Linked DNA regions of Homo sapiens: region 1 is linked to region 2. A link is an interaction called in ENCODE POLR2A ChIA-PET data of the cell type or tissue named here. Cell type or tissue: Panc1. All regions are shown on one strand. Each heading gives the region's core, and the rest is flanking DNA. Links, peaks and the distances in the headings are about the cores only.

Region 1 (5,711 bases), core at 393-5,392, 100 kb after region 2:
AGGCTGGTCTTGAGCTTCTGATCTGAAGTGATCTGCCTGCCTCGGCCTCCCAAAGTGCTGGGATTACAGGTGTGAGCCACCGTGCCAGGCCAGGTATGGTATCACCTTATTTTAAATATGCTTTAAAGGTTAATATTAATTTTTTTAAAAGAAAAAATTTACTTCAGCCTCAATTTAGTAAAAATGTAGACATTACTTGATACCTTTTTCCTTCTTCAGATATAGAAAGCAGCTTCAAAGGTAGTGCAAGAAAATGGTATATAATCAATTTGGGACTAAAAAGCTGTTTAGCTTGTGTGGCCAGATTGTGGTTTTCCTGTGTGGCTCTAGCAGATACGGACATTTCTTTTTTCTTTCTTTCCTTTTTTATTTTTTCTTTGATAAAGGGTCTTGCTCTGTCACCCAGGCTGCAGGGCAGTGACACAATCATGGCTCACTGCCGCCTTGACCTCCTGGACTCAAGTAATCCTCCTGCTTCAGCCTCCTGAGGAGCTGGGATTGCAGGTGTGTGCCACCACACCCAGCTAATGTTTTCAATTTTCTGTAGAGATGGGGTTTCGCTATGTTGCTTAGGCTGGTCTTGATCTCCTGGGTTCAAGTGATCCTCCGCCTTGGCCTCCCAAAGTGCTGGAATTACAAGTGTGAGCCACCGTACCCAGCCTGGGGATTTAAAATGGAGTTCTGTTACCCAGCAGCAGCCACAATGAAATCAATGAATGCCCTTCTGAGGGGACTACTGTGAAGGCTAACATTCATGGGGTGCTTGATAAACATCAGCGTCAGACACCCTCCGTATGATATGGAGAAGTAAAGAAAGCCGCAAACTTATGTTCTGGCTTGAAGCTATAACTTTTCTTTCCAAGTAATCTTTTCAGGGAAAGCCTTTTGGCTTTGACTACAGCTATCCACAAATGGAAAGATTTGAATTTCATGAAGTCTGGGAAAGAGTTTTGGGTGGTATGCACACCAACATGATCAAGAGGCTGTTAAAATGAATTTTGCAAATGAGCAAAAAGTAATTTGCATTAAATACAAATATGTTGTCTTGGGGTTAAAAAAAAAAAAGGAATCCTGCAGAGCTCTGAGACTGCTAGCAGATGGATTTGAGAGTGGAAATGGGAGGGGAGGTGAGAAGCTATGGTGGTGGTCTATTGGGAGAGGCAAAGAAATGGGTCAGTTGTGGGCTTGTTTTGATACAAGCAAACAGGTCTCAAGCTCCTGCCTTCTCCAAGCCTATAGCCTGGGGGAGAGTGAGGGTGGGACCAAAAGTCCTCTAAGCAGATACATTCTATATGTTCAAAATACATCAAAATATTCTGGTGTCTGTGATTATCCCAATCTGGGAGAATTCTTGGGTGAGGGCTGAGAATTGAGAAGTTAAATTTTCGGTGAAAGTGCTATAAAGGTGTGGAGTTTGGGGGAAAGTAAGTGTTTAATATGGGAAAGATTGGAGTGGCTTGGTGGAGAGAAGGGAAAGGTGGGTTGGGGATAACTGTGAAGTAGCATAGGGCATCTCAGTGGTGTTTCAGGCTGCCAGGGCCAGTCAATGAGTTACTCTTTGCCCATGAGTGATGTTCTGAGCATCAGAATAACAAGGATAGGATACTGGCATACCATCATTAGTGTGATTCCCTCCTTCCTGCCTTTTCTTTCTCTCATTTTGATATGATTGACTCAGACTTTTTAATTAAACTTTTTATTTTCTTTTTACCATGCGTACTAGCCTTATACATGTGACGTAGGGCTCCCTCTTTCCCTCTCTCCCTCCCTCCTTCTCTCCCTCTCTCTTTCTCTCCCTGTGAACATGGAACTCTGCTAATGATTCAAGCAGTGATCATGATTCTGTCTTCTGATCTTGTTTTATATATACAGCAAAAGTAAATTGAGACCGTTTGGAAATAAACACATTAGTACATAGCCCAGCACCAAGCATATAGTGAGTGTTAGAAGTCAGTGGAATGAAACCACCTGAATTACAGTTAAAAGCTGTTTTCACAGATTCTTATTGGCTGCTTAAAGTAATCTTACCATGGATTCTTACAAACCCGTGGACCCTTATCTGAAACTCTTGGGGCCAAACGCCTTTCATATATCAGAATTTTCCAGATTTAAAAAAGTTTATACAGTGCAGATAGCATGTATTATGTAACTTCTTCAGTAGCAGCACCCATATCCAAACATATCATTTTTTTTTGTTTTGTAATGAAACTTATGAATGTTCACATTGAATAAATAAAGACAATGCAGCTGCAAGTCAGTTCAGGTCAGGTTTTGTCACTAATTGAGTTTTCACCAAGCTTGCATACTTTTGGGTTTCAGAACTTGGGGTTTTGGAATTGTAGACCATAGTGGCTTTTTGGAACTATTTCCTGCTTATGTTGCTGTTAGCTGTTGCCCAGTCTGCCTTAAAAATATTGGATTCCCCTGGGCCAGACAGCAGCTATTGGTATCATTCATCTTCTGTTTCCTGCAGGAAACCTGTACTTCTTTTAGGCTCTGCAGCAAAGAGAAAATCAGAAGGAAAATCGTCTTTGGTCTTCCTTCTGGGTGTCTGTTTTAGATCCTGATTAGCCTTGTCTCTCAATTGTAAAAATATTCCTCTCGGCCACCAGATTCCTCAGTCACTTCCCTGGTCCATCTCCTCCTTTATCAGTGCTTGAAGAGTGTGACATCGTTCATTGCTTTTAACAACCTGGGGTTTGGCCTGATACAAATTGGTTCTTAAACTAAGAAGGGCATATCTGTTTTCCTTCTGAACGTTTAAAAAGATTTTAAACATGGAACAGATGTAAAAAGTAATTTGCTTGTTTTAATACAGAGAGAGAATGACTTCTAATGGCTTCATGTCTGGGAAGGGTCTTGATCCCATGAACTGATCCTGTCTCATCTATTTCTTCCTTAATCCTCTTCTCTTGGTCTTGGTTTCCACCCTTGCTTTTCAGTATTCTCAGGCAGTTTTTCTTTTTTAAAGACGGAGTCTCACTCTGTTGCCCAGGCTGGAATGCAGTGGCATGATCTCTGCCCACTGCAACCCCCGCCTCCCGGGTTCAAGCGATTCTCCCACCTCAGCCTCCCAGGTAGCTGAGACTACAGGTGTGCACCACCACACCTGGCTAATTTTTGTATTTTCAGTAGAGACAGGGTTTCGCCATGTTGGCCAGGCTGGTCTCGAACTCCTGACCTCGGGTTATCTGCTGGCCTCAGCCTCCCTAAGTTCTGGGATTACAGGTGTGAGCCACCACACCCACCTGGCCTGGGTGGTCTCTTTCTTACCACCCCATCTCTTTTCTTTTGCCTGCTGCCTCTGCTACCTGCTTCTTTTTAATCAATTGTGTTCACTTTTAGTTGTTTACAATCAGTTGCCAATCTCTGAAAACAGTTTCCTGACAAACACATTTCTTCCCTCTTCCTGTTGGAGGCTTTTCTGTTTGGGATTCTGCCCACATATGCAGACACTTAAACTTCTAGTTTCATGGCTGTCTTAGAGGACTTGGGTTGCTGGGCAGCTGAGAGTTGGATGTCTGAGGTGCTGCTGTTTTAAGGAACATTTATATGCATGTGAGTGGTTTTGATTTGAAACTAAGGATGCTAACTATGAAATCTGAGAGAGTGAAAAGATTCTTTTTTTTTTTTTTTTTTTTTTGAGACGGAGTCTCGCTCTGTCGCCCAGGCTGGAGTGCAGTGGCGGGATCTCGGCTCACTGCAAGTTCCGCCTCCCGGGTTCACGCCATTCTCCTGCCTCAGCCTCCCAAGTAGCTGGGACTACAGGCGCCCGCCACTACGCCCGGCTAATTTTTTGTATTTTTAGTAGAGACGGGGTTTCACCGTTTTAGCCGGGATGGTCTCGATCTCCTGACCTCGTGATCCGCCCGCCTCGGCCTCCCAAAGTGCTGGGATTACAGGCGTGAGCCACTGCGCCCGGCCCGTGAAAAGATTCTTGTAAGATTCCAGGTGATTCTTAGTTCTTTTCATGGTCTGTATATGAGAAGTGTTTTTCTACATCTTTCTTTATGATAGTAATAGATGTTTGTAACAGTATAGACATTTCACAGGAGACTTTAGTTAAATTTAGGAATCATGACTTTATCCTGGCAATTTTACTTTAGAAATATTATATGCTTAGAGTAATTCAGATAACTCAGTCCTTTGAAGGTTCTCTACATATTACTGCCTTTCATATTTGAAGATAGATTTGGAAATGATTGTCCTCTGGGTGTAAAGAGTCCAATATATACTGCTGTTGTTTCCACACAGCATTGTCATTTCCTACCAGGGACTCTCCCTTTTAAACTTAAGAGTTGGCACGGAAACATTATTGCTCAAAAGAGCCACCCATTCCCGAGTGTGTTTGACAGGTCTTTGTAAACAAACTTCTTCAGCCTTGCTGAAATTAGTGGAAAAATCTAGGCTCTCATGTTTACAGTTGACGTGGGTTTTCCTTTCACCTAAAATAACCATTACAAGTAAGATACTAAGTAAAAAACATACTCATTTCTACTTGGTATATGAAAATAATATATGTTTGATGTATTCAGTGAAATTCCAGTTAACTCATAACTCTTTGAGGCCATGGATGGAGAGGTGGCATTATTAGTCTCTACCTCCAGTGCCTCACACAATTCCTGGGCACAGAAAGAGACATACAATTCATGTTGGGTCAATCAAAGAATGATTGATCATTGGCACCTCCTGATTCTATTTGGTGGTCAGAGAAAGTGGCAGGACTTAAGTTATTTTACATATAAACATTTCTTGCAAAATTTGGAGAGGATGTTTTGATGGCTTGAGATCTTTTAATTTCTTTGAGTTACTTTCATTGTCCTTCCCACCCCTTCCCTCTCTCCACTCTGAACTGCATAGGGCCTGCCTGCAGTGAACTACTCACTTCTTCTGACTCCAAGGAAGGCCATATCATGTGTTTTAAGTACCCCATAAAATTTATCTTCAAAGTAAAGCTTCCTTTGCCAAGCTCACAAATGATGGATTTTTGTTTTCCTTCGGCCTGAGGGTCAAAAGAATGGGCACTTTTGTATGTACAGTCTTCGGGGCCATTTCCTCCCTCCTATCCTACTGCCCTCTCCCTGTCTTAGGCAAGAAATCACTTGGTTCCGAGCAGTGACCTCCGCTGGGCCAGACAGTTCTGAAAGCCTTTGTGTGTTCATTTCCTTAAAGAAGTGGAAGGTAACATGTTTGAAAGCCGGACAGCTGTGGCCTGTTCCAAAACATCAATGTTGATTGTTTGTTTTTCTGGATTTTAACAAAGGAGCTTTTGCCAGGAGACCTTTGCACTCTTGCTTATTCAAACCCCAAATTACAAAAATACATAACAAAAATAAAACAGAAGCCAGACTTAAGGTTATCTTACCAAAACAGGACGTCTTCCTTCTTTAGATTGTACAAACACATGAGTTCCCTAGTTAAATTCAATCAATCATTCCTGACGGATTCAGCTAAAGTTTTGCTTTAACTCATACCACATTGTCTAGTCCTTAGAGCTTAGTTCTATTTCCTCACCTTGTTTACCTACAAAATGGTGCATCTATTTGGAAAAAAAAAAAAAAAGAAGAAGAATTTACTGGTTCCTTTTTACCTCTGTGTATTCAGCAATAAAAAAAAAATTCTCTGAAATGTGTGCTGGAGAATAATAAGCAGTTTTCCTTGGGTGGTCTTAACAGCTTAACAGATTGCTCTGAAATTGAAATCCTCAAAGA
Region 2 (5,711 bases), core at 430-5,429:
CTTGGCTATTAACATTCAGTTCCTCTTTACTTATGGAAATTTCTGTAGCAGGCTTAAATTTCTCCCCAGAAAATTTTTTCTTTTCTACCACACAACCAGGTTGCAAATTTTCCAAACCTTTATGCTCTGCTTCTCTTTTAAACAGAAGTTTCAGTTTCAGATAATCTCTTTGTTCACACACATGAGTGTACACTTTTAGAAACAGCCAGGTCTCATCTTGAATGCTTTGCTACTTAGAAATTTCTTCTGCCAGATACCCTAAATCATCTCTCTCAAGTTCAAAGTTCCACAGATCTCTAGGGCAGGGACAAAATGCTGTGTCTCTTTCCTAAAGCATAGCAAGAGTGACCTTTACTCCAGTTTCCTATAAGTTCCTCATCTCCATCTGAGAGCACCTCAGCCTGGACTTCATTGTCCATATCACTATGAGTGTTTTGGTTACAACCATTCAACAAATCTCTAGGAAGTTCTAAATCTTCCATCATCTTCCTGTCTTCTTCTGAGCCCTCTAAACTGTTCCAGCCTCTGCCCATTACCCAGTTCCAAAGTTGCTTCCACATTTTCAGGTATCTTTTTAGCAATACTCCACTCTTGGTACCAATTTTCTGTAATAGTCCATTCTCACACTGCTATAAAGAACTACCTGAGCCTGGGTAATTTATGAAGAAAAGAGGTTTAATTGACTCACAGTTCCACATGCTTCATAGGAAGCATGACTGGGAGGCCTCAGGAAACTTATAATCATGGCAGAAGGTGAAGGGGAAGCAAACATCTTCTTCACATGGTGGCAAGAGAGAGAGAAGGGGGAAGTGCCACACAGTTTTAAACCATTGGATCTCATGAGAACTCACTCACTATCAAGAGAAGAGCAAGGAGGAAATCTGCCCCCATGATTCAATCACCTCCCACCAGGTCCCTCCCTCAACACTGGAGATTACAATTCAACATGAGATTTGGGAGAAGACATAGAGCCAAACCATATCACATAATTATTCATAACGGGTGGGAAAGGATGTTGCTAGTAAGTATATTATAGGTGGTCTTTTGGGTATTCTCAGTAGCTGTACGTGCTTGTTCATGTATCACATGTCTCATTAGCATCTTCAATCTCCATCCAGGGGTGTGTTTTTTACTATTATAATGAGCAAAGGGTCAATCTGAGGACAAGTAAAATTAAAATGCGCATGCTTTCTACAGGGGAAAGTCCCTGAAGATAGTTCTGCTTGGATGGGCTTGATCACAATGTGAGTACTGGGGTTTGTTACGTTGCTGGTGCAGTTGCTGTGTCCCACATAACAGACATGGTAACTGACATTGTTACCAGCTCATGTGTTGACGGTGCAGTTTTCATGTCCCAAGGACATGGTTATTTCCTTTACTATCTATCCTGACTCAATAATACTGTTACTAAACTTTGGCAGCTTGTATTTTTTTCTCTGAAATTATATTTTTAAGAGTTATCCAAGTTGACACAAGGAGCCATAGTTCATTCATTTAACTGTAAGAACAGCCCTTCTTGAACCTTAATTGGCACATGAATCACTACAGGATCTTGTTCAAGTACAGATTCTGATTTGGTATGTCTGAAGTTCTCAACTGAAGCCAACACTGCTGGTTGGGCATCACATTTTTGGAGGCAAGGCTGCATAGAATTCCCTTGAATGCATGTGGGACAATTTATTCATTTATTCCCCTGTTGATGAACTCTTAGCTTGTTTTAAGTTTATTTTTACCATTACGTAACATTACAAGTATTACAGTGAGCATTCTTTTGCATATCTCTTGGCATCCTTATGCAAGAGTTCTCCAGAGTATATACCTAGAAATGCAGTGGCTGGGTCATAGGATCTACCACTGTTCAATTTTACTAAGTACTGCTAACTTGCTCTCCAAAGTGGTGGTTTCCACTGATTGCTGTATAAGAAATTTGGAAAAATTCCTTTTGTTCCATATGCTTACTGCACATGGTACTTTCAGCAGTGAGTGTGTCTTTTCATATATTTGTTGAACATTTGATTTCTTTAGTCTTTTTTCTAAGTTTATGTGGTGGATACTAATCTTAGTGTGTACCTCAAAAATACGATTTTCTTCACTTTGCCAAAATTTAACTGAGGGTTAACTTGATTAAGCCCACCAAACTTAACCTGCCCTGCTTGCTTTTAATCACTTACTTCTAGTTGATCTAAAAACTCCCACTAGCAAGTCATAAAGCCAAATAATACAGAACTAAACTCCTACTAGCTTCCTTATAGATAACATCTCTGACTGTGGGTCACCATAGTAACAGTTGCTTAAGGTTGTTTTTCAGGAGCTAAGGGGCAGCTCTTGTCCAGTTCAAGCTGGTTAAGACCATCAACCATTCAACTGGGCCTGGGAGAATTCTTGAGAGGAGACATTTTGACATTAGAGGGCCAAAAATTCTACCCGCAGATCATGCTAACACTGCCATTTTCAGAACATGTGTTCTATGAAGAGCCATGAAGCTAGACTATGCGTGCACAGATTGTGGATTAACTCACTTTTCCTTATCCCTAATTACCTTTCCCCTCGCCTCAGACCACCTTGCTCCTCTGTCCCATAAACATCCCTCTGGATCTCCCACCTCCTTCCTTGGCTGCCTTGTGAGTAAACTGTTTCTTTTGCAAAACCCATCATCACAGTGATTGACTTGCTGAGTGTGGGCAGAATAAACCTAGTCTGATATCAAAAACACAACTGAGGCTGGGTGTGGTGGCTGATGCCTGTAATCCCAGCACACTGGGAGGCCGAGGTGGGTGGATCACGAGGTCAAGAGTTCGAGACCAGCCTGACCAACATGGTGAAACCCTGTCTCTACTAAAAACACAAAAATTAGCTGAGTGTGGTGGCGTGCGCCTGCAGTCCCAGCTACTCGGGAGGCTGAAGTAGGAGAATCGCTTGAACCTGGGAGGCGGAAGTTGCAGTGAGTCGAGATTGTGCCACTGCACTCCAGCCTGGGCAACAGAGCGAGACTCCGTCTCAAAAAAAAACAAACAAGAAACACAACTGAATTTTGAACCTGTATTTTTCTAGACTGGTAGAAAATTAATCTTAATCATTATGGGCTTCCCTTACCACCTCTTTCCCCGAGATTAAATCTAAATTCTGGGAGGTTTATGTAGATCCAAGGTGTTTGAGTGTAGGTCCCAGGGCCTCCATCTCTGCACATTGCCATTGATGTGTCCTTCAATCCTGCTATCAACCTAAAGCATAATCGCCTGATAAGTTCTTCCTGCCCACCGCAAAGACAAAGTTAATTCACTGAAACCAGGGCACTGCAGTAGAGAAAGAGCTTAATTGACATGAGGCCGGCCTGTGTGGGAGAACTGGAGTTATCACTCAAATCTGTCTCCCTGATGACTTGGAGGTTAGGGTTTTTATGGACAATCTTGTGGGCAGGAGGCTAGGGATGATTGGTTTAGGATGAAATCATAGGATGTGGAAAACTGGCCTCATGTGCTGTGTCTACCTCTGGGTGGGGCCACAGGATTAGTTGAGTCGTGAGTTCCGAGTCCGGGTGGGGGTCAGTCTGAAAAACGTCTCAAAGAAACCAATCCTTAGGTTCTATAATAGTGACGTTATTTATCTGTAAGGGCAATTGGGAAAGTCACAAGTCTTGTGACCTCTGGCCATATGACCCCTGAGCAGCAAGGAATTATAGAAACTATGCCTACATTTGAGCCAAGTTCAGGCCCCCCTATCCTAATCTTGTGGCCTTTCTTTAGTTTTAAAAAGGTGGTTTTTGGTCCCTGAGCAAGGAGGGGGTTAGTTTTAGGGAGGTACTATTATTCTTACTTTCAAGTTAAACTATAAACTATATTCCTCTTAAAGTTAGCCTGGCCTATAGCCAGCAATGATCAAAGACAGCTTGGAGGTCAGAAGCAAGATGGAGTCAAGGTCAGATTTCTCTTACTGTCATAATTTTGCAAAAGCAGTTTCAAAAGGAAGAAGCTGAGGCAAAATTAATATAAGTATAGTTAATTTGGGCCAAGCTTAAGAGTTGCAACCAAGGAGCACCGATTCAAGTTGCTCTGAATAGACACTCTGATTGGCAGCAGTTACAAGTGGATTTTTAAAGGGAAAGAAGAAGCAGTTGTTGAGTTGTTTACCAAGAAGTTACATTAGAATTATGCAAGCTATTGGTTATCCATTGTTCTTTGTCTCACAAATTCCAGGAACATGAGGATAATGGGCAAGGCAGGTAGTTGGGGACAAAATGACTTTAAATAGTTGCCCCCAGGTATGGGATATGTGGAGGGGGCATTTTGTGGGGAATGATTGAAGTTTCATACTCATGTCTCTCTGGGCCTGCATACCTCCATATAGCTCAGACAGCTCTGAGCTATTTTTCTTTTCTCATTGCCAATCTGGCCCTTTTGTGTTAGCTTAGAGTGCACTCAAACATCTGCTCTTCTTGCCATGCTGGGATGAGGAAATGTCTGCAAGACTCTAAAGACCCAGGAGCCTAGATGTCCTATGCAGCAATTTCCTCCCTGAGCTTTGTCAGTCTACTTAATAAGGAAAGCATGTTGCCCATCTAACAACCTCCTTGGGACCCCCAAACAGCTGCCTTCTTATCTCTTCTCTCTGATCTCTTGTTCTCTTCTCAGCCCTGGAAGGAATTTTTCTTTGTATTGAAGATTAGGGTGGAGTGGAATGAGGGAAGTCCTCTCTCTCTAATTCCTTTTTCCTTTTTTTTTTTTTTACATTTATTCTGCCAGTCTTCACTGGTTTCCTAAGGCTTTTAGAAATGAAAGTCAGAAACACTCTTTTTTTCTTCTTTCAGCCAGTCACATCCTTCTCCTGAGGCAATGGGAAAAGAAAGACCTAAGTGCTTGAATGGGGGAGAGGAGGGTAGGGCAGACTGTGACAATGTGAAATGGTGCAGCAAATGTGGAAAATGGTTTGGGAATTTCTCAAAACATTAAGCATAGAGTTGCCATATGACCCAGCAATTCTACTCCAATAGAAATAAAAATATATGTCCACACAAAAACAAGTGTTCATAGCAGCATTATTCATTGTAGCCCAAAGTGAAAATAACCCAAATGTCCATCAACTAATGAATGGATAAAATGCTTTATATTCATATAATGAAATATTATTTGGTGATAAAAATTAATGAAGTGCTGGTACATGAGACAATATTGGATGAACCTTGAAGGCATTATGGGAAGTGAAAGAAGCCTGACATGTAAGACCTTATATTGTATAACTTTGTATATATGAATGTCCAGAATAGACAAATTCATAGAGACATAAAATAGTGGTTGCTAGGGCTTGGGGGAGGAATGGGAGTGACTGCTACTGGGTAGGAGGTTTCCTTTTAGGTGATGAATATTCTAAAATTGATGGTGGGGATGGTTGCGCAACTTTGTGAATATACTAAAACCAATGAGTTGTATATTTTAAATTGGTGGATTGTATCACATATGACTTATATCCTAATAAAGCTGCTAAAAAAATGAATTGAAAAAATATTGGTTACTTCCTCCCCCCAAACTATTATTCAACTACATGCACATCTTATATATTGCAGATATTTTTATTTTATTTTTAATTATTTTAAATTTATTTATTTATTTTTTGAGATGGAGTCTTATTCTGTCACCAGGTTAAAGTACAGTGAGTGGTGCCATCTCAGCTCATTGCAACCCTCGCCTCCAGAGCTCAAGCAGTTCTCTCACTTCAGC

The links. ChIA-PET counts read pairs that join two places held together with the same protein. Peaks named below come from ENCODE experiments on the same cell type or tissue, not always from the same donor. Only the 100,000 strongest peaks of a DNase experiment are listed, where the experiment ranks them.
Region 1: POLR2A ChIA-PET joins it to region 2 with 9 read pairs; 2 of 35 experiments call an interaction of 5 or more read pairs at or near these places.

What each region holds. Positions count from the first base shown.
Region 1 is chr4:41,422,397-41,428,107 of GRCh38, forward strand. It overlaps a transcript of LIMCH1 not described here. Among named protein-coding and RNA genes, the nearest start is that of LIMCH1, 110 kb to the right of the region's middle. In Panc1, for the core only: no CTCF peak of the experiment used is centred there; a DNase peak (open chromatin) is centred at 2,613.
Region 2 is chr4:41,321,598-41,327,308 of GRCh38, forward strand. No RefSeq gene overlaps it. Among named protein-coding and RNA genes, the nearest start is that of UCHL1, 68 kb to the left of the region's middle. In Panc1, for the core only: no CTCF peak of the experiment used is centred there; no DNase peak of the experiment used is centred there.